3 separate regions of the Homo sapiens genome follow, and regions 1 and 2 are each linked to region 3. A link is a loop called in an ENCODE intact Hi-C map of the cell type or tissue named here. Cell type or tissue: natural killer cell. All regions are shown on one strand.

What was found. Hi-C counts contacts between places; a loop is a spot of excess contacts. Peaks named below come from ENCODE experiments on the same cell type or tissue, not always from the same donor. Only the 100,000 strongest peaks of a DNase experiment are listed, where the experiment ranks them.
Region 1: it touches region 3 in a loop (27-fold over the local background); 52 of 110 quality-filtered maps call a loop at or near these places.
Region 2: a loop joins it to region 3, with 15 times the contacts of the local background. A loop is called at or near these places in 26 of 110 quality-filtered maps.

Annotation. Positions count from the first base shown.
Region 1 is chr10:27,355,763-27,363,762 of GRCh38, reverse strand. No RefSeq gene overlaps it. Among named protein-coding and RNA genes, the nearest start is that of LINC02673, 16 kb to the right of the region's middle. In natural killer cell, CTCF peaks have their summits at 2,811 and 3,012 (motif pointing right); a DNase peak (open chromatin) is centred at 2,992.
Region 2 is chr10:27,281,805-27,289,804 of GRCh38, reverse strand. It overlaps the pseudogene ODAD2P1. Among named protein-coding and RNA genes, the nearest start is that of ACBD5, 45 kb to the right of the region's middle. In natural killer cell, a CTCF peak has its summit at 4,472 (motif pointing right); a DNase peak (open chromatin) is centred at 4,524.
Region 3 is chr10:27,220,745-27,228,744 of GRCh38, reverse strand. It overlaps ACBD5 (acyl-CoA binding domain containing 5), which reads left to right. Exons shown (of 13, transcript NM_145698.5): 5 at 5,293-5,407. Among named protein-coding and RNA genes, the nearest start is that of ACBD5, 16 kb to the left of the region's middle. In natural killer cell, CTCF peaks have their summits at 4,440 and 4,644; DNase peaks (open chromatin) are centred at 2,354, 2,904, 3,514 and 4,644; H3K4me3 peaks cover 847 bases; H3K27ac peaks cover 2,676 bases.

The DNA.
Region 1 (8,000 bases), 140 kb before region 3:
TCCACTCTTTAAGTATGCTCTTTGGGAATGAATCTAGCCTTGACTCTCAGGGTTTAAAGCTCATGGGGTTTCTCCTAATCCATGCCCCTGTAGGACATTTCATCAGGAGCCTCCACTTACCTAGTTACATGGCTTGAAAGATGATCTGAATTCTGAAATGAGACGCCACCCCGAGCAGAGGGCCCAGCCAACCTGTGCCCAGATTCCTGACCCACAGAACTATGAGATAATTCATTTGTGTTGTTTTAAGCTGGTAAATTTGCGGTACTCAAAAACCAATGCAACTTTAAATAAGTATATCAACTGGAATAAACTAATTGTATTTATATATGTGTATTTATTTGTGTATCTGTGTATGTATACAAACAACGACAAAGAGGCTGTCCCTAACAAAACTCTAGACAGGCTTCTCTGAGCTCTTTTTTGACTAGGCCTCATCCTTAGAGTGTTCTCCAGAGCCCAGTTTTAGCAAGACTCCTGCCAAGTTGGTTTTGCCAGAATCTCCCACCCTTGATATCTGATCCAATTCCTTATTCCCCACCATTTCCCCAGTGATTATCTTATCACCCCAGCTTGCATTCAGCAAGAATCTTGTCAAGTCCATTTAGCCAGAAATCCTTCACCTGAAGTAGCTTCATGTGGTTTGTGTGCATTTTCAAATATTTAAAAGTGATCCACACTTTATACATGGTTCTAAATGCTTCTGTAAGATCTCAGGTTTCTTTTAGTTTGAACCTTTAATGTATTGCTTAAGCAAGTGGGTGAGGGAAGTGTGAATCCTGCCTGCCTTCTCTCAGCTCTCCCTCACTGAAGATGGGAATGCAGCCCTACTCAGTGGCACCTGGGACCCCTGGCTGCAGTGCCCAGGTGACATTCCTGTGGAGAAAAGCACTTTAGGACCAGCCTGCAGACACCCTCTCATGAATCTTCTGCTTTACCCTGAAGCCTGGGAGAAAACAAAGGGGAAAAATGTGAGAAGAACTACGCTGCCCTTCCCGAATAGAAACCTGTTGTGCAGAGGCACATGCAGCTGAGGACAGAGCTGCGCCATCTTACTGCACCTGCCTTTCTCTGCTCCCAGTGCATCCTGAGAGCTCAGATCCTTCTCTCTCTCCACGAAAGCCTCTTCTCTCCTCACCAAACTAATTGTATTAAATTTGCACATAGTTTCTGTGACCTCATCTGACAGACTGTTTTTGAGCTCCCTGTTGCCAATCTGTCTACTTTCCTGTTCACTTAAACCTAAGGGAATACATCAGCTGCAAGAGGTGACTCTGTTGCACTGTTGCTCCTGTATCCTCTTACAGATGTCACAATGACACTGATATCACACAGTGACATGAACCTTGATGTATGATACATGCAGAAAAAGAATGTGCCATGGTTAGCCCAGCAGTCGTTAAATGAGCTAAAATTGTGATAAGGGAAAAAGAAACACGTGTCAAACACCACATTCAAGGTACCCAGAAGTGAAAATGGAATAATCTTGACCGATTCATGATGGCAAAGCCACATTGCCTGTGTCATCCATGATCCTTCTCTATGATCAGTGTTTATGGAGTAGATCTATATGTAGCCTCTCTTACATAGAATAAGGTTCAATTGAAGGTGACAGAGAATCCCCAAAATAACAGTCCCTTAGAGAAGTTAGCATACTTCTTGCTCATGTAAAATCAGGCAGAGGCTTGGCCATCCAGGTTTGCTGTGGCAGCTCCGCTTCATGAGCCATCAAAATTCCGCACTCCCCAGCTGTGCCCAGGGCACAGCTCACTTCCTCATAGTCACATACGACTGCTGGAGCTCCAGGAAACACAACTGCATCCCAAGCTACAGTCATGAAAAAGGAGTAGAAAAAACAAAAGACCTCCTCCCATAAGGAAAGTCCCTGGAAGTCACAGACAAACAATTCCGCCTCTACCTCACTTTCCTGACTTTAGTTCCATGGCCACACTGACCTGCAAGGGAGGCTAAGAAGTGTAGTATCTACATGGATGATGATGTTAGCAACTGAATATGTGGGGCTGTAGTTACTAAGAAAAAATGGGAGAAAAAAATACCCGGAAGAAACTAGGATTCTTAGACACACAAAACACTTCATTCCATAATTGTAATGATTCCTTTTTAAGAAACTATTTTACATTAACAAGAAAAGACTTGGGAAATCCAACAGAACACCGAGAAGCATATGAATAGGTAATTCAAAGTAGGAAAAACTTTAATAGTTAAAAATATGTGAAGGGGAACTCAGAAAAATTAGTCATGAGATAAATGACACAAAAGAGCACTTTATATCAATTTATTAATTTTAGAAATTTGGATTATGCCATAATTAGTGGAAATGTAGGTGGACATGTTCATGCTTTATCTCAAAGATTCAGACACACTTGGAGATTTTCTTCGCACTTAGTGAAAATAATTATGCGTATACTTTATGTCCCAACCATCACATCCTGGGAATATTCCCCAGAGAAGAAGCCATGGAGGACATTTTCAAAGATCTTATTTGCAACATTTATTGCACAGCAAAGTTTACTAAATTTAGATGCCCTTTACTTGGAGATTTTTTGCATAAAACAGGGTTGTATTTATTGTATACATTTATATTTATATATGTATATATATTTCTAACTATATATCATAGCTTTTACAAACGATTTCACATAAATATATTTGCAGGTGGCAAGAGGGCCCAATGATCCCTAGTATAAATGTATTTGCATCTGTTTTTTGTTTGTGTGTGTTTATTTTCTGGCTGTGTTTGTTTTATACATTTATATTTATAGATGTATATATTTTTCTCTATTATAGAGATTACACTCAATTTCATCATGATGTAATATAGCTATATTAACTGTATATTCTATATGAAATATATATATGTGCACATATATACATACATACATACAAACAAAGCACTATCGGTAGGCCTCAAAAACAGTGGGTGTTTACCATCTGCAAAGGGGCCATGTAATGTGGCTTTTTGGCTCCCTGCCAGTAGGTGGCAGCATTGCCCAACAGCCAGGAGTGTAAAAGTACGTGCATCTGTGTGTGGGAGGGTGTGTGTCTTTGTGTGAGATTTTTGGGTTATGTACAGTTTATGTGTGTGTGTGTGTGTGTGTATGCCCACATGCTTGGGGGTGTATAATTTATATATGAATATACATACATACAAATATTTATATATGAATATATGTACATACATACATCCATATTTGTATATAAATCTATGTGGTTATGTATGTTTACTAAGTAATACATGTTTTTACGTATTAATTTACATATGTAGGCTTTCTTGTTCCTGCCTGGAGGCACAGCACCACAAAGGGAAAGAGCTCTAAAAAGTTCCATGCATAAATATCTATGTTTTAATTTGTATTTATGTATATGTTGATGCAAATATTTATATATGTTATCTATTTCTTCGTATATTAAAAATATAGACATGGATTTGTGTATGTGTTTATTTGAGTTATGCCTTAGCTGGTGCCCTGTATGTGTGAAGCACTCCAGACCGGCAGACCGCACTGCTCCATTCTCCAGAGCAGCAGTTTCCACACACTGAGCCCCACCAATTGTTTACCTTCTGGGAGAGTGGAAGGCACAGCTGTTCCATCTGGTTGCTACCTCCCTGAGCTTCAAAAAACAGAAGAGATAGGGCTTTCTTTTGGGTGTAAGGCGATACATTTTTCAGCCTAGACTTGGCGACCCGAAGTCTGTGCAGAAAGCTAGCACTGCTGCTGTCCCAAGGCCAGATGCCAGGCCCGGAACCTCAGGGCTCCCTGGGGACTCCCCACTTGTGCGCGTGCAGTTCAGCCTCCTGGGATGGACCTGCGTCACCCACAAGCTGGACCCGAATTCTCTGAAAGGCATCATCCATCCCCTGTGGATGGCCATATCTAGCATCTACCTCTGACCTGGTTTTCCTCGTTTGCCACCTACACTGTGGACCAGAAAGTTTTGTCAAGCCAGACCCGTTTCCATGATTCTCTAAGTTTTGGACGAAGCCTCGAGCCCATAGGCTCCCAGGTGTCTTTTTTTTTTTTTAATTATTATTTTAGATGGAGTCTCGCTCTGTCGCTCAGGCTGGATATAGTGGTGCGATCTTGTCCCGCTGCAACCTCCGCCTTCCAGGTTCAAGTGATTCTTCTGCCTCAGCCTCCTGAGTAGCTGGGATTACAGGCACCCACCACCATGCCCCGCTAGTTTTTTTATAGTTTTAGTAGAGATGGGTTTTCCCCACGTTGGCCAGGCTGGTCTCGAACTCCTGACCTCAAGTGATCCGCCCGCCTTGGCCTCCCTCTCAGGTGTCTTTAATCCAAGTGTTCTCCGGGTCTGCCCTGGTTTCTCGAGATGCAGCTGGGGCCTGTGGTAACAGGCTCATGCAGGTCTGTGCAGTCTTCAGAATAAATTGGGGGTCACTTTCCTGTTCCCCAAATGCTCTCAGGAGCACTCAGAGCCATCCTGTCCTGGCCTCGCTGTCCCTCTGGCCCAAGAGCCCTTTACCCCACCCAGATTCACGCTGCACCCAGTGCCTCCTGTGTGTTCAGACCTAGCCTGTTTTCATCCTCCTGGAAAGCCTCCCCTGCCTCCACCCAAACTGAGACGCCTCTCTATGTCCCCACCTCAACTATCAAAAGAGGAGGCCCTGTCCTGACTGACAGCTTCTGCATAAGTGGGCAGCTTTCCCACTAGAAGACGATGGCCCTTGACTGGATCTGGTCAAAGGGCCATGTTCAGGTGTTTGTCATTTGTGGAGGCTCACACGGAACTGGCAGAAAGGAGGCTTCAGGCCTTTTGTTCACTCCACTGCCAGTCTGCAGTAAGGGGGCCCAACGGCTTCTAGTATAAGTGCAAGTGCATCTGTGTGGACTTGGGGTGACATGTTTGGGTTATGTTTATTTTATACATAGAGACTTGTACATATATACCTATATTTATATATTTGTTCACGTTTTTCTATATATAAATATAGATAATTACACAGAATATTTACATTCACTTATGTATATAAATATGTCTGTATTTATGTGTGTGGATGGATAGATAGATAGATAGATAGATAGATAGATAGATAGATAGATACATAGGGAGATAGGTTTTCTTCTTGCCTAAATGGAGAAACACCACCATGGACAGGCAGAAAGCACTACACAGTTTCCTGTATGAATATATATATGTATATATATGAATCTTTATTTATATGCTGACACATATATTCACATGTCACACATGCCCTTCTATCTTTAACAAACACACATTTCTGTGTGTGGATATATCTATTTCTCGCTATGTCTTAGCTGGGGCCCTGCATGTGTGAAACACTCCAGATCGACAGCCTGGGGCTCCCTGTTCCTCCAGATCAGTGATTCCCAAAGCTCAGGCCCCATCCAGTGTTGATTCTCTGGCCCAGAGGGAAGATGCAGCTGTGCATTTGACTTTGGGCGTCAGGACCATTGCTTCCCTCGGTGTTTGGGGGAAGTCACGCTGCTGCTCTTGGTCCCCAAGGCACTTGCTCTCAAAGGCACTCGGTGCAGTCTCACTGTGGCCTGCCTGTCCCTCCACCCTGCGCCATCTTACTGCACCTGCCTTTCTCCGCTCCCAGTGCATCCTGAGGGTCAGACCCTTCTTTCTCTCCATGGAAAGCCTCTTCTCTCCTCACCAAACTAATCATATTGCCCACACCTGAAGTGTTCCAAAGAAGCCCAGCTAACCTGATGCACAAGTTCTGGGAAACTGCCCATTTTTCTCAATGGAGGGTGATGGCCCTTGGACTGCCTCTTGTTAAAGGGCAATGGCCAGGTGTTTCCCATCCACGACCAGTGACATGGACCTGGCAGGAAAGGACTCCTGCTGGCCTTAGGGTTTCCTAGGCTGCTAGTAGGTGGCATGAAGGCCCCAGGGGACCAATGGCCCCTAATATTCACGCAGGTACATCTGTTTGTAGCACATGTGGGTTTTTCAGTGAGTTTTGGATAATGATTATTTTATACATAGGTGTTTGTATTTACATGCTTATTTTAAATATATTGTTTGTATTTATATATTTATTTTAAATATATCTATTTATATATAAATCTATATAATTATACCAAATATTCAAATTTATTCCTTCATAAGAATATGTATATTTTATGTTTTGTAATCACCTGCATGGAGAAACACCAAGGTAGACTGGTGGAGAGTGCAGCAAAGATCTACGTCGACACATGTATATTTCAATTTATTTGTTGATACACATGTTTACATGCTACACACTTTCTGGGTTGTACTGTCATAAAGAAGGGCACCTCAGAATACCTTTAAATGTAAACACATTTATGTGTGCGAGTATATTTATTTCTAGTTATATCATAGGTGGTGCCCTGTATGTATGAGACATTTCAGACTAGCAGACTGGGCTGCACTGTTTCTGCAGATCAGTGATTTTAAAACACTGAGACCCACTGAGTGTTGATCGTCTGGTCACGTGAGAAGACGCAGCTTCACGCTGGACGTCCAGATCAGAGACATTATTTCCCTTGGTGTTTGGGCCAGCTTGCACTCAGAGTTTTGGAGATCAACAGGGAGTGCTGACCAGCTGTGTTGGCATGAATGGGAGCGTCCAAAGCCTACGATAGCTGATCACATTAGGTGTTCTTCCATTCAAGTTCCACCCGGTCACCGTCTCTCTGAAGGTCTAATAACAGAAGAGATCATTCATTTTTTCAGCTTGTGCAGCCATGCATTTTCCAGCCTTGTTTTGGCAAGCGCAAGCCAGCCAGGAAGCTAACAGTGTTCGCGGCCCAAGTCCTGAGGGTTGTCGGTAGCATCCCTACTTGAGCAAGCGCACTTGAATCCACCACAATGGACAGCCTCAACCACAAGCTGGGCCCTGGCTTGGGGACAGGCATTACTCATCTTCATCCATCTGGGAAGGCAGTGCCCAGCAGTCTGCCACTGAACTGTTCTTCCTTGTCAACCACCTGTATTGCAGTCCAGGGGGTTTTGTTAAGCCGGACCCCTATTTCCCTGCTGCTCACACTAGTGTCAGGTCTCAGGCTCATGGCTGTCCTACTGCCTTTCACCCAGGTATTCCTCAGGCCCGTGAGACCCTGTTCTAACAGGCTTTCTCAGTTTGCGTAGGCTTAGGCATCCAGAAGCTCTCAGGGGCACCCCACCCAGTCCTCCTACGCCCCTCTGGCCATGTACCACCATAACCCCCCACAACTGCACTGCCCCCAGCACATTCTGCAAGCTCAGACCCAGCATTTTCTCTTCTCCCAGGAAAGCCTCTTCTTCACCCACCGCATGTGGGACACCATTGGATGCAACCACCTTATGTACTCAAAACATGGGTGCCTAGCCTCATTGAGAGGTTCTGGAGGTGTGGGCAGCTTTTCCACTAGAGGGCAATGGCCACTGGGCTTGCTCTGGTTAAAGGCCAATGGCCAGGCATTTGCCAACTATAAAATGCCTTATAAAACTGGCAGAAAAAGACTCCTGTGGGCTTTTTGGCTCCCTGTGCTGCCACAAGGTGACAGAAAGGCACAGTGTCTCCCAGGGAACATGGAAGTGCATCTGCGTGTGTATGTGTGTGTGTGTGTGTGCACGTACGTGCGTGTGTGTGTGTGTTATGTGAGATCCTCCAGGGAACTTGGGAGTGCATCTGTGTGTGTGCGTGTGTGCATGTGTGTGTGTGTGTGTGTTTATGTGAGATCCTCCAGTGAACATGGAAGTGTGTGTGTGTGTGTGTGCATGTGTGTGTTTGTGTGTATGTGAGATCCTCCAGGGAATGTGGAATTGCATCTACGGTGGGCAGGAGGGACATGTGTGATTATGTGAGATTTGGGGATTATGTTTTTTTAATAAATAAATATTTATCTTTATATATACAGAGGAATACATGTTCATACATGTAATTATATGTAGTATCTCTAGTTATATATACATAAGTTGCCTCTCACCTACATGAAGAAACACCACCTCAGAATAAAAGACAGCATCACATACTTTATGTGTAA
Region 2 (8,000 bases), 61 kb before region 3:
GACCTCAGATGATCCACCCACCTCGGCCTCCCTAAGTGCTGGGATTACAGGCGTGAGCCACCACGCCCAGCCAAAATACAAATTATTTTTAATTGACAAAGAATAATTGTGTATTTTTGTGGAGTACAATGTGATATTTTGATAAATGTTTACACTGCAATGATTGAATCAAGCAAAGCCACTGGCAAATGCCCTTGGTTGATTTGACCAAAGACATGGAAAAGCAGAAAGAAAACATGAGTTGAGTCAAATGCTTTTTCAAATACTCTGGACGTCGACTTTACACAAGGCCTAGATATCATCAATACTTGCTATCTGACATCAGAAATGAATATTAATCTGGGTTTTGGTGAGTCATTCCCCTTGCCCTCCTGCAAATTCAAGTACTTAAATACATTACGTGGCCAATTATTATGTAAAATATTCTCATATATGCTATCTGACTTGAGAGAAATGAAAATGAACCAATCCACATTATAAACACCCACAATGTCTCAGAAACCACGCTGTATGTTTCAAGTGTGTTTTCTTAAACTTTATAATAGTCCTGTAGTACAGGTATATTAATTTTATTCCAAGTGTTGAGAAAATTAGGGCTCAAAACTGTAACGTTTCAACAGCTACGTTGCTAGTAAGGGAAACAGCCTGGAGTTTAACCAAAGTCCGCTTTAAAAATCCATGTTATTTCTTCCATACCATACTACAAATCATAAAATGGCAGCAAGTCTCAGTGTCAGCTGTTTACCATGGGCACTCCCCAGCCAGGAGAGAGGGTTGGTACCAGGCAGCCTGGTTGCTCCATGAGGATGAATCTTGCATCCTCAGGGTAATAAGACCTTTCCCTGCACACACTTAGATAAAACAACAGGAATGCTTACTACTCTTATTTGAAAGAAACATAAACTTGGAATCAGCATATACATCCTTGGGAAAGTATTTTAAATGAACATTGCAAACATACTACCACAGGCCTTTCTTACCTTTAAATATTTCACCAGCTTCTGAATTTGCCAATATTCTGATGGCAAATCTGCACTTGCTTCCTGACGATGGTCAGGTGGTTCTTCATCTTCCTCACTTTCTGAGGAGCTATCGCTAACAGTTTCCTCAATCTTTTCAGCACTCTTCCTAAGAACAATAACAACACACATACACATGTAAGCTACAGTGTGGAGATGGTTATAATCATATTTTGGCAACATGGGCACAAGCAATGGATCAGATACCAACACCTTCTGAGTTCTAGTAGATCTCTGTTAAGATCTACATGAGGCCAGGTGCAGTGGTTCATGCCTATAATCTCAGTGCTTTGGGAGGCTGAGGTGGGAGGATCACTTGAGGCCAAGAGTTCAATGCTAGCCTGGACAACATAGCAAGACTCTGTCTCTACAAAAACAAATTTTAATTAGCCAGACATGGTGGTGCATGCCTGTAATCCCAGCTACTCAGGAGGCTTGACGCAGGAGGATCGCTTGAGCCCAGAAGTTTGAGCTGCAGTAAACCATTATTACATTATCATACCACTGCACTCCAGCCTGGAAGACAGAGTAAGACTCTCTCTCAAAAATAAAATAAAATAAAATAAAAAGGAACTGCGTGAGGTGAATAAACCTGTCTCTATTGCAGGTGCAATTGCTCTGGGTGCAATAATCATAATAAAGAAAACAGTGAGAAATAAACAAGGGTATTCAGTGAATGTCTTAAGGCTGCACTTTTCAATAAGACTGCCACTCATTGCATGTGGTCGTCTATAGTTACAGATATTTGAACTTATTTATTTAACTAAAATTAAAGAAAATTAAAAATCCAGTTCTCCAATCACACTAGCCACATTCAAGTGCTCAATGGCCCACGTGTCTCGTGGTTACCATACTGGACAGCTCAGATATTGACTATTTCTATTATTCCAGTAAGTTCAACTGGGCAGTGCCACAAGGCCCTAAAGTGAAAGAGTCTCTTTTACCAAAGAGAGTCAATATTCAGCACATCCCTCCATAATGCCTACACTGAAGTACTTGCAAGGGCACAAGGTGCCAAAGAACAGCAATAACATGAACATAATCAGGTTCAGGACCAAAGAGTTAGCCACCAACTCTGAGAGACATTACCATGCAAAGTGTTGAGTTCCACAGAAGTACACCACATTCTATGGTTTGATGCATGGACAACAGTATTACAAGAGCCTTCTGGAATCCAATATATGCCCTATGTCCCTGCAGAGGTCCCTCATGCACATGCACACTCATCACACCAACTTGTCTCCACCTCCCACTGCCGGATGCCAGGTTACTGCCATTGGGTCACCAAATCCACAGTGATGTCTCAGGAACTACTCATCCATCACTCACATGTGGAGAGGTGCTGAACCCAGGATATTTATCCTGATATTGTTTCCCACATATTCCTCATCTCACAGGACAGAAGCAAACTTTTAAATCTTCTAGCTATTTTTAATATTAAATAATACCAACAGCAGCCACCATTTTTGTGTAGGTTGGTCTATTTTGTCCTAGGTACTTTTTTTTTTTTTGTGAGATGGAGTCTCACTCTGTCGCCCTGGCTGGAGTGCACTGGCACAATCTTGGCTCACTGCAACCTCCGCCACCCGGGTTCAAGTGATTCTCCTGCCTCAGCCTCCTGAGTAGCTGGGCTTATAGGCATGCGCCACCACGTCTGGCTAATTTTTTTATTTTTAGTAGTGACGGGGTTTCACCATGTTGGTCAGGCTGGTCTCAAACTCTTGACCTCGTGATCCTCCCGTCTCGGCCTCCCAAAGTGCTGGTATTACAGGTATGAGCCACTGCGCCCGGCCTGTCCCAGGCACTTTATATTTATTATTTCTAAACCTCACAACCACTTTGCAAAGCAGGCTCTATCATCCACATTCTACAAGCAAGGAAACCTCAGAGAAATTAAGAGGAGAAAAAAAACCATTCACATTGAAGGATCCAAAATTACTTAAAATGTGGCCCTTGCCAATCACATATTAAGGTGTCCTTAAATATCAAAGTCATAAAGTCAATGACCATTATAGATCACACAAGTCCACAATACTTTTCCTCTAATTCTGAAATTGAAAAATCTCTGAAAACTGATTTTTTTCCCCACTGGACTTAACTTGTTGCTAAAGACTTATATGAATTGATACTAGACTATTTATGGTCTTTATTCCTCTCATTCAGTGTGAATATTCATGTTTCACTACAGAAATGCTCATGTTTTTGATTATAGGGTATTGGCTCACACTCCAATAGAGGTTATCATATAATATATATTATATGAATTTCATTACCCTTTTTTAAAGTGAGTTTTTCAGAACCGCATGCATTTGGCCACGAGAGTTCAGGACAACAGACTGTGGGTTAAATGTCTCATTTTAATTCACTCAACAATCTATGAGGTTGTTATTACTCTCATTATAGAGACAATGAGTTAAAAATAATTTGGGCCGGGTGTGGTGGGCTCACACCTGTAATCCCAGCACTTTGGGAGGCCGAGGTGAGTGGATTGCTTGAGGTTGGGAGTTTGAGACCAGCCTAGCCAACATGGTGAAACCCTGTCTCTACTAAAAATACAAAAATTAGCTGGGTGTAGTGGCATGTGCCTCTTGTCCCAGTTACTCAGGAGGCTGAGGTAGGAAAATCACTTGAACCTGGGAGGCAGAGGTTGCCGTGAGGCAAAATTGCGCTACCGCACTCCAGCCTGGATGACAGAGCAAGATTCTGTAATAATAACAATTTGAACAAAGCTCCATGGTTAGTAAAGTGGCTGTGTTAAAACAAATATTCGTAATGAGAGCTGTTCATCTTGGTTCCTAGAGGAGCTGGGGTAGTCATTTAACTTGTGCGTGCCTCGGTTTCCTCACCTGCAAATTGAGGATGATAACAGCAGTTAGTATGTAAAAAGCTTATAACAGTGCCTGGCATACAAAAAGCATGAAATACGTGTTAGATAGTTCTGTATTATCATGCATATTCATTCACCACACATGCATGGAGGGCCTGCTGGCTGCCAGGTATCAAGGGAATGCTATTGAAGAATACTGTATTTCAGTATCTTTGTTAAACTCCAAGGAAAAGGTGTGGTTTTGTCTTTGAAGATCTGATCTGTTTTCATCTTAAGGACCACATAAATTAAGTAACTGGTTAGGTTTTTGTGTTTACCTCGATGTTCAGCAAGAACAGAATCAAATCTGTGGTCTATGAGTAATTACCTAAGTTCCCATTATTTTGTAGCTCAGTACCTTGTCCACTTTGGTCACCATCAGAAAATTTTTATTTCTGTGTTTTCTTGTAGTGTCTTCGTAAGTTCCATGAAGGCAAGGACCGTTTCTGTCTTTTATACTTTTTATACTGTCTCCCCTAGCACAAGGAAGTCAGTAAATAATTGCTACAAGAATTAATAAATTAAAGCAGGTATGAATAAGTGAATGAACAAAATTCAGTCTAGGTTTAGATTTTGGAAGAAGGGTACTTCTGGTGATAATTCCAGGAGGTGGCAGTAGCAGCAGCTTGATGGAGAGGAGGCAACAGTCAGTGAGACTGAAACCAGGGAGTGCGCAGGCCAAGATTTGGTATTGGTTTTCCTCCTGGGGTTTCAGGTTTTTCAAGATGATGATGGGACATAGGATGAAAGTGATAGTGAGTCAATGTCAAAATCGTCAGTGACAATGGGTCCATAGAAAACAGCAACCAGGAAAGACAGAGGGTTACATCAGCCTCATAGAAAAGGAGATCTAATCTGAAGAGTAAGGTAGTTTGAAGCAATAAAGAGGAGATTTCCGCCTACGGTCCCCATGCCCTGTGGTTACACAGAGCCTAGGGAAAAGAAGATCTGAAGGAGAATCGCTGCTGTCATGGAAAAGTTTCAATAAATGCAAGAAAGGAGAGAGTGGAGGCTTTGGTGCATAGGGTTAGGATATAAGAAAATTCATTTCCTTGTAGTATGAGGTGGGGGCAAGGAAAAAAATGTAGAAGAGAGAGCAAAGTGGAAGAATGATTCATTTGGGCTATTGCAGAGCAAGATACAGAGGAGAGTCCAGGAGGAGACAGGACTCATTCGAGTTTGCATTTAGAGTGGTGTCTGTGGGAAAGAGGAACCCAAGGACCCTGCCAGCCACCCCCTGGAGTAGTGTATTCATTCTGGGCTCCCATTAATCTTTAGAAAACATATCTGGGTCCCCAGTAATCCATAAAAAGGTTATTGACACAGTGCAAACCTGGAGTGAAATCAACCAGGGCTGAAAACGGGCCATCTGCAGATGTTTAACTTGGATTTACAAAAATAGAATTAGTGGAATCACGATCATTGTGGTCTAATTATAAAAAGACTTATGAGAAAGTACACTTTATTCCTCATCGCTCTAGAAGTTTCTAACTCAACATTAAGCTCATGGGCAAGGACTAGTCCATTTAAGCCTTCATGCTCATATCAATTCATTCTCATTTTCTTTGTTTCTCTCCCTCCTCTCCTCTCTCCAACTCCCAGTGGGTTCTCATCCATAAAAGTCTTTTCTAGTCTATTCCATTTCGGAGCATAGAAAGAGGATGGGCAATTTTTAAATTTTATTAATTTGTAAGGTTCCATGATTTTCTTAATTTCTTACAGTTTTTTTGGCACAGAGAACCCCCAATTTCTGCGCTTCCAAAAGCCAATTTGTGTGTAAAACACTATGATTATGCTCTCTGGACCCTGGAAGAGGGAAAGCCTGAATTCAAGCATCTGTTCCCATTTAATGAGCCACCTGAGTGAAGTTTCCAGTATATCAGGCCTTATTCAAGAAGTGACTTAAACTTAACTCAAAGATTCCAGATTGAAGCATATAGTAGAATAAGCCTAAATTCTTTGGGGAAAGCCTAAATTTACCTTCCCTTAGTCTAACAAGCTCCTGGAGTTGAGGGCAGAGTGAATTAGGTCTACCCAATCACTCCACAATCCCATTTTAAAAAGCAGCGCCCCAAAGAAAAGCTTTTTTTTTCCAATTGATGAATCCTTTGATAGCTAACTTTAAAATGCTTTTCCTATTTGATATGATTCTTTCCAATCCTGTTCCATGGCAACTACATATTCAGGAGTTAAAAAGAAGCAAATGTCAACATTGAATTGATCTACAAACTCCACCTTAAGAAATACTTCTCTACCACAGAATTCTATCCACTTAGGCAAGATTAGACACAGAGAAGTTTCATTTTTATCATTGAGTAATAGCTGTTGCTTAGATATGTTACAACTTTACCTTATCTACTACCCTGAAGCTCTCTAACTCACTAAAAATTGAAATACTTTTGGCCCAATATCTGTTTCAGGAAAGATGAAGTAGATATACTTTTCCCTATTTCTCCCACCAAGCACAACTAAAAATCTGGATATTGTATATAAAACAAACATAAGGTGACTCTGAAAGGTAGAGAAAAAGAAGAGCACTACCTAGGGATCTGAAGACCTGTGGCTCAACACAGCGGTGCATTCCCTGGGTTTTCTTTTTGTCTCATTCTTCCTAGACTGGGTACTGGAAAAGCCGGCAAAGCAGAAACTCCAGGAGGTGCAGGCAAAAAAAGGACCTAAGAAAGTCCTGCTCTGTCTAATTCAAAGGGCCAGAAAAGGAAAGCCTAATAAGACAGAAAATGTTTAGACAACAAATGATCTATGTCAATCAAGACCACACATAACAGCGTGGCCCAAGTCTACCTCTTATAGCAAAGGCCAAGTGAAGAGCCTAGGGCTCTACCTTTATCAGACTGTAAGAAAGCGCTGCAACCCACCTGCTGGGGTGGCCTCAGAGAAGGCCTGACAGGGAGTCAGATGCTCACTACATCGTGGCAAAAATGAAGTCACTTATCCGAACTGTGATATCAGTAGAGCCCACTGACAAAGTAACGAAGGACTCCCCCGTCACACTGTCCGGCTGGTATCACCAGAGGCATAGGTGGAGCATGAACTCCCACTACCCTCCAGAAATAATGAGGACTCCCTTGCCTGACCCCCCAGGCATCAGTGAAGGCCAATGGGAAAACCTGCTATTTCAATTCCTCACCAGCCTGGAGAAGCAACACATACCTCATCCTGCCAATATGGTGGCAGAGAAGGCCTTCTAAAATAAAAGATTTAGGCCAGGTGCAGTGGCTCACATCTGTAATCCCAGCACTTTGGGAGGCCGAGGCAGGCAGATCACTTGAGGTCAGGAGTGCAAGACCAGCCTGGCCAACATGGCAAAACCCCGTATCTACTAAAAATAAAAAAATTAGCTGAGTGTGGTAGCGCACGCCTGTAATTGCATCTACTCAGGAGGCTGAGGCAGAAGAACTGCCTGAACTCGGGAGGCGGAGGTTGCACTGAGCCAAGATTGTACCACTGCACTCCAGCCTGGGTGACAGACAAGACTCTGTCTCAAATAAATAAATAAATAATTTAAATAAGATCCAGTGTCTCATAATAACCAAAATGTCTACATTTCAACTGAAAATTATTTGTCATACCAAGAATGGGGAAGATCTCATCTTAAATGAGAAAAGACAATTTTAAAATGCCAATATCAAGGTGACGAAGAAGTATGAATTATCTGACAAAGATATGAAAGGCACCATCATAACAATATTTCAACAAGCTATATGAACATGCTTGAAACAAATGAAGAAAATAGAAAGTCTCAGCAAAGAAAGAGAAGATAGAAAAGAAAAACCAAATGGAAATTTTGGAACTAAAAATTATAAGTGAAATTAAAAACTCACTGAATGAAATTAGCAGAAGAATAGGACAGAAGAAAAAATAAATGAACTTGAAGATAGAACAACAGAATTGGCTCAATCTGAACAACGTAGAGAAAAAAATAACTGAAAAAATCAGTGAACGCAGCCTCAAGGAACTGTGAGATTGTAACAAAAGCGCTAATATCCACCACTCTGAAGCTAATAAAAGTGGCTGACCCTTATCTTCCAGACATGTCACTTTTTTTGTCAAACTGAAAATCAAGTAAAAATTTACTAGTTGGCCTCATATTCAAT
Region 3 (8,000 bases):
AGTGTCCCATAAAATGTCACTGAAAAACTTAATGGAATAAAACATTATTTTAATATAATGTAATAGGATTTTAGCTTTGAGGGAAAGTAATGTGGTTTGAGGAGTGGGAGAAATGCATGTTTCATTCAATAAGGTTTATTTATAGAAGTATAAAATTCTTTTTTTTTTGAGACGGAGTCTCGCACTGTCGCCTGGGCTAGAGTGTAACGGCGCCATCTTGGCTCACTGCAACGTCCGCCTCCTCGGTTCACACCATTCTCCTGCCTCAGCCTCCCGAGTAGCTGGGATTACAGGCGCAAACCACCACATCTGGCTAATTTTTTGTATTTTTAGTAGAGACGGGGTTTCAAACTATGTTGGCCAGACTGATCTCAAACTCCTGACCTCGTGATCTTCCCACTTCGGCCTCCCAAAGTGCTGGGATTATAGGCATGAGCCACCACGCCCGGCCAAAATTCTATTTTTTTTTTTTTGTACAAATTTAGGCTCTCTTCTGGGGATTTCCAGAATATTCAGCTAACATTTGAATAATGTGCCTTATGTCTGTTGAATTTAAAAAGAGATGGGTGTACTAAACCCTGGCTACACATTAAAATCACTAGGGGATCTTGTGAAAAAATAGAAATGCCCCAGGATGACCCCAGACTAATTATTTCAGGATTTCTAAGAGATTGGGATAATCACTGTAATAGAGGGAGGATTAGAGGATGGTCTCATTAAAGATGGAATCTCGGCCGGGCGCGGTGGCTCATGCCTGTAATCCCAGCACTTTGGGAGGCTGAGACAGGCGGATCACCTGAGGTAAGGAGTTGGAGACCAGCCTGGACAACATGGTGAAACTCCATCTCTACTAAAATACAAAAATTTAGCTGGGCGTGGTGGCGGGCGCTTGTAATCTCAGCTACTAGAGGGGCTGAGACAGAAGAATCACTTGAATTAAGGAGGCGGAGGTTGCAGGGAGTCGAGATCACACCATTGCACTCCAGCCTGAGCAACAGAGCGAGACTCTGTCTCAGAAAATAAATAAATAAATAAATAAAGATGGAACCTGAAAGTTGCCATGGCAGAGGGTCTAGTCCATAGCTCAACAACTCTAGAACACCAACTGTCTCTGAGTACTGAGGGTTGGCTTTTGTTTTAAGGTTTCACTCATAGTAAACATCTTTTGCAGATTGAGGGAAAAAACAAATGCCAGTTTCTTAAAGTGAGTGATAGGCTTCTAGTGATCAGCATACTCAGAAGTGATATCTAGGTCACTCTTCAAAAGGTTAGAAGTGCTTGGGAGACTGAGTTAGTGATTCCATTGAACAGAGAGTAGAGCATTAGGATTTGGATGGCTTTAAGAGATGTGGTAATTTTGGACCAAAAAAGCCTGAGGAATTTAGTCTTCGCTTTCTTAAGAGTATATCTACACCTTTCCAGTATATTTTCATCATGTAGAAATGATGTCTCTCACTGAGGAAAAGTGCTGGACAGACCTAGAAAAATTATGGGGCTTTGGATGCCTCTTTTCTGGTGTCCATGCAGCTTACCAGATATTTCTGTCAAAACATTCTTCATTTGGTTGGGTTATAATATATTAAATTAGCTTAGTTAACTTATAACTTTAGACCAGGGGTGGCCAATCTTTTGGCTTCCCTGAGCCACACTGGAAGAAGAATTATTTTAGGCCACACATAAAATACACTGATACTAACAATAGTTGGTGAACTAAAAAAAAAAAAAAAAAAAAAAATCGCAAAAAAAATCAGAATGTTTTAAGAAAGTTTACGAATTTGGGCCAGGCGCAGTGGCTCACACTAGTAATCCCAGCTAGTAATCCCAGCACTTTGGGAGGCCGAGGTGGGTGGATCTCTTGAGGTCAGGAGTTCCACACCAGCCTGGGTAACATGGTGAAACCCCGTCTCTACTAAAAATACAAAAAAGTTAGCTGATCATGGTGGTGCATGCCTATAGTCTCAGCTACTCGGGCAGCTGATGTAGGAGAATTGCTTGAACCCCAGAGGCAGAGGCTGCAGTGAGCCAAGATCATGCCACTGCACTCCAGCCTGTGCGACAGAGTGAGACGCTGTCGCAAAAAAATTAACAAAAAAAATTAAAAAAAAAAAAGAAAGTTTACGAATTTGTGTTGGGTATTTAAAGCCGTCTTGGGCCACATGCTGCCCGAGGACTGCAGATTGGACAAGCTTGGTTTAGATAACATCTTCTCTGAGGGTAGGTAGTAGTTACCTAGACTGAGATTTGCCTGTGTCTGCTTGTGTGTGTGTGTGTGTGTGTGTGTGTGTGTGTGTGTGTAGTCTGTATCTCATGTGTGTACATGTGCACCATTTCTTGTATTTCAATATTGGTGTCAGGGAGATAATTTTGCAAATGGCTGGGGATCATTCTTGGTTTGTGTATGTTTAAAGTTGCTTCCTCAGAGAATAACCTCTTCAAAAGGGTGGAGGAAAGGGCTGAAAAACTTCCTATTGGGTACTGTGTTTACTGTATGGGTGACTGGATCAATAGAAGCCCAAACTTCAGCATCACACAGTATACCCTTGTAACAAACCTGCACATGTACCCTCTGAATCTAAAAGAAAAAGAAAAAACAAAGAGAGTAACTTCATCAATTTTGGATGTGTCTTGTTTTGGCTACTGTGTCTTCACTATATTAACTACTGAAATTCTGGTTTGTTGAGAGAATGAATACTCAGTTAATATTTGCTTACTGCCAATGGATACTCCTTTTATTTCGTTCTGAGACTTCAGTCCACAGTTTACTCTTTTACCCTATGGGGCATGAGAAACCCAAATGCCGAATTTAGTAGCCTTAAAAATAAGGACAAAGTTAAGAAAGAGATCTTTTAATAAGCCTTGAGAAGTAGAGGTGTTGCTTGGTGGTCAGGATGTGGTATGCAATTGGCTTACTAGATTCTGCTAACTGAAGTCTTTATATTACGGCAGTGTGGGATAGTGTAAAGGGTGCTGATTTATGTTTGAATTATTTCTCTGCCATTTATTAGTTGTGACTTGGTCACATTAAACATTTCTCTTGGTTTGAATCTGATTTATCTCAGAATTATTATTATAATTCAAATATATTACAACTCAGATATTTATAATAAATAATAAAACATTCCTCCACATGGCCCTAGCCTCATAACAAATGTTTCCTTTAGCAAAAAGAAATTTTGTGATTAAAGCATTCCTTTCACAGTACATTCAGAGGAGCAGCAATCAGATAATTTACTACAAGCTGTAAAATTAAATTATAATCACTAGAACCAGTTATTGTTAACATAGTTCATTCTGTGTAATCTCTCTCAACAACCTCCTCCTACACATATAACACAGTGGGGAATGGTGTTGATGAGCATGTAATCCTATCAGAGTTGCTGACTACCATAGACCACCAATGATCCATCTTGTATTTGGTTTAGGAATAAAAGCATGTTGTTTGAACAAGAATTTTAGGGTTTTGGCCAGGCGCAGTGGCTAACACCTATAACCCCAGCACTTTGGGAGGCCGAGGTGGGCAAATCACTTATGAAGGTGTCTGAAATTGCTTGAAGGTGAGAACTGCTCAAACCAGGAAGGTGGAAGTTGCAGTGAGCCGAGATCGTGCCGCTGCACTACAGCCTGGGTGATGATGGAGCGAGACGCTGTCTCCAAAAAAAAAAAAAAAGAAAGAGAGCGAGAGAGAGGGAGCCAGTTCTGGTATCTTTTTTTTTGGAAACAGAGTATCACTTTGTTGCCCAGGCTGGAATGCAGTGGTGTGATGTTGGCTCACTGCAACCTCCGCCTCCTGGGTTCAAGCAATTCTCTCGCCTCAGCCTCCCAAGTAGCTGGGATCACAGGTGCATGCCACCAAGCCCGGCTAATATTTGTATTTTTAGTAGAGATGGGGTTTCACCATGTTGGACAGGCTGGTCTCAAACTCCTGACCTCAGGTGATCCTCCTGCCTCAGCCTCCCAAAGTGCTGGGATTACAGGCGTGAGCCACCACGCCCGGCCCCTGTTATCATATTAAACATCCTGTGATTGGCACACACAGAGCTGACTTTATTCTTTTTAATATATGCAAAATATTTCAAATCTAGAAATACTTTAATTTCTTTGATCAGTCACCAATTGATGGCTGTTTAGTTAAATACCTTTTCAGTTAATTTACCTTGTTCTTTAAATTTGGTGATTCTAAATTGGCCCATATTTATGAAGGTGTCTGAAAGTGATTACAATTTCCTACTTTACTTTTGTGCCCTGTTAGAAATACTACGCTACCTTATTGTTAAAGAACAGACATCATAATTTTACTCTAACTTCAGTTTTCTATTTCGTTTAATGAAAGCCCCTAGTTTTTTTGTTTGTTTCCTTTATTTTTTTGGAGACAAGATCTCGCTCTGTTGCCTAGGCTGGAGTGCAGTGTGGTGTGATCATGGCTCACTGCAGCCTCAATTTCCTGGGCTCAAGAGATCCTTCCACCTCAGCCTCCCGAGTAGCTGGGACTACAGGCGTGCACCGCCATGTCTGGATAATTAGACAATTTTTTTTTTTTTTTTTGTAGAAATGGGCCCTTACTATGTTGCCCAGGCAAGTCTCGAACTCCTGGGCTCAAGCCATCCTCCTCCTGCTTTGGCCTGCCAAAGTGCTGGGATTACAGGTGTGAGCCATTGCACTGCGCCCCCTAGCTGTAATACACAATTTATAAGTTATTGTATAAAATTTTACATGAAGCTCATGTAAAATAATCTTCAAAATGAGAACACTTTTAGATCTTTAATATACTTGAAGCTTTTCTAGGAGTGTATATACTTTTTTTAAAGGATTCCTTTTATTTTATTTTTTAATTTTTGGAGATGGCATCTCACTCTGTCACCAAGCCTGGAGTGCAGTGGTGCCATAATGGCTCACTGTAGCCTCGACCTCCCAGGCTCATGTAATCCTCCCACCTCAGCCTCTGGAGTAGCTGGGACCACAGACACACACCACCGTGCCTGGTTAATGTTTTTTAAAAAATTTTTAAGAGACAGGGTCTCACTGTGTTGCCAAGGCTGGTCTCAAACTTCTGGGCTCAAGCCATCCTCCTGCCTTGGCCTCCCAAAGTGCTGGGATTACAGGCATGAGCCACCACTTAGCCCGGCCACAGTGTGTATACATTAAGTATGTAATTAATGTAGATCCTTCAGAGAGTCTATTATGAATGTCAAATATTAAAATTATTGACAAATTGGAAATAGGAGATTATTTGATATTAGTGGAGATCAAATTAAGAGTTTGTGATTTCACAATATTTGTTTCTTTTGATTACAGATTATTGAAACTATGCCAATGACTGAGAAAGTTGAAGAATTGCTGCGTGTCATAGGTCCATTTTATGAAATTGTCGAGGACAAAAAGAGTGGCAGGAGTTCTGATATAACCTCAGGTTGGACTATTTTACCTATTTTTAAATTCATCAACTGATATATTATGCACATATTAATATTTGTATCTCTGATTTTTTTTCTTACTTTCACGCGCCAGTCCGACTGGAGAAAATCTCTAAATGTTTAGAAGGTAGGAATCATGAAATCATGTAAAAGTTTTGTTTAAAATTTACATGTCAAAAGAATTCTGCACAAACTTACAGAACTTACAATCTTGTCACCCAGGAGTTTTCATTCCAGGCAAACACATTATATGAAGTTCCAAAACATTATAAACCCTTAAAATTTTAACCCTTAAGTGGTAAGCTATTAAAATACACCAGGTAGTTTACTTAGTATATTCGAAATTATAGCAGAATTCATGGTTTTATTTTGATAGGTCATGTTTTCTATTTTGCTTTGAGAATTACGTTAATAGTACTTTGAATTCAATGATTTACTAGCTAATTTTAAAATGGATATGTTGGCCAGGTGTGGTGGCTCATGCCTGTAATCCCAGCACTTTGGGAAGCGAAAGCGGGCAGATCACCTTGAGGTCAGGAGTTCAAGACCAGACTTGCCAACTTGGTGAAACCCCGTCTCTACAAAAAACACAAAAATTAGCCAGGCATGGTGGCACACGCCTGTGATCCCAGCTACTTGGGAGGCTGAGGCACAAGAATCACTTGAACCCAGGAGGCAAAGTTTGCAGTGAGACGAGATCACTCTGCTGCACTCCGGCCTGAGCAACAGAGTGAGATGCTGTCTCAAAAAAAGAAAAAAACAAACAAAAAAAGAAATTAAAAATAGATGTGTTTAGGGTGTGGTTTAACTATAGCATATAAGCTAATGCAAGACAGTTAATTCATTTAGCTTGTTTTCTTTTTTCTTTATTTTGGTTCAAGCATCTCTGCATGGATTACAACTTCTATTTTTTTTTTTTTTTTAGAATTTTGTCTTCATGTACACAAAGGATTGAAAGGGTTGTGTTTTGCATACTTGTAGGAGTTGAATAAAATGGGAGATTTGTTGGTATTAACTAAACATTTGATCTTGAATTTTTTTTAGAAAGCAGAGTGAAATGAGACCACAAGAGTCAATTTAAGAGAAAATTATATACCCTTTAAATAAAAATCGCCTGGCATCCCCTTTTTTTCCCTTGACATCCCTATTTATAAGACATCTTTTAATAATTGACAATAATGGCAGCATTTCAGAATAGTAATCTTCCTGTGCTGAAATCGGTCCTTGTCACGGTCATAAACCACGTGCAAGTAGTACTGACTGCTTACTGGGCATAACTCTACCACATCATTCTACATCTGATTTGCTTACAGAAGTCAAATATTAACAAGTAGTCCTTCTTATAAGGCATGCTTATTCAATTCAGAGAAAAAACTAAATGTTTTCTTCTTTTCTTTTTTTTTTTTTTTTTTTTTTGAGATGGAGTCTTCCTCTGTCACACTGACTGGAGTGCAGTGGTCCCATCTTGACTCACTGCAACCTCCAACTCCTGGGTTCAAGCAATTCTCCTGACTTAGCCTCCCAGGTAGCTGGGATTACAAGTGTACACTTGTATTCTTGTATGGCTAATTTTTGTATTTTTAGTAGAGCCAGGGTTTTGCCATGTGGGCCAGGCTGATCTCGAACTCCTGACCTCAGGTAATCCTCCCAACTCAGCTTCCCAAAGCACTGGAATTAAAGGCATGAGCAATTGTACCCTGCCAGAAAAAAAAAATTAAATGTTTTATGTATGTCAGGCATGTTGGGATGCAGAGGGAAATAAATCTGGATCTGCTGCTGTGGTGTCCAGCCACTGGCCAGAGGCAGATATTTAAACAGCTAATTATAAAACAAAGAAGAGTAAATAATAGTAATAAAGGTGCAGGCTCACAGCTACCTAGCTATAACTTACAATTTTAAAAATCTTTGAAGACCAGAAGTTTTTTGGTAAACTCATTTGGCAGCAAAACCTGTCTGATATGAACTAAAAATCTGGGGAGTAAAACCTGACCTGAAGTAAAACGAGGGTATTTTGAGTCTCTTTCCTCTTTAATGTAACTATTTATATGTTTTGCTGCAAAAATCACATTCTCTTTTTAGTGAGAGCTGCCTTAGACTCTATTGGATGTGTTACATAATATACCAAATGGCATATGTACCATATAACCTTTGCAAAATTAGAAAACTTGAGATTTCAAAATGTATCTGGATCCAAGGGTTGTAAGTAAGGGATTGTGGACCTGCACCATAATTTTTTTAACCTGAGCCATTCTGGTGGACATTTAGGTTATTTACTCCTTTGATCTTCAGAAAATACTGCTGAGAATAACCACGTACATTTGTCATTTCACATATGTGAAAGCATATCTGTAAGAAATATTAGAAATGGAGTTAGAAATGTTTGATGTTTGTAATTTTGTAAGATATTACCAAATTGCAAAACAGTTTGCAGTCTTGCCTTTTTTTTTCTAAACAAAGCATTTCCTTAAAAGTAGCCATTTAGGTCCAATAGAACAGATGTATCAGTTTTACATTGCCATTTTCAGAATATACATATACAGTAAGTTTTGAAATCAGGAATGATGAGTCCTCCAATTTTGTTATTTTTCA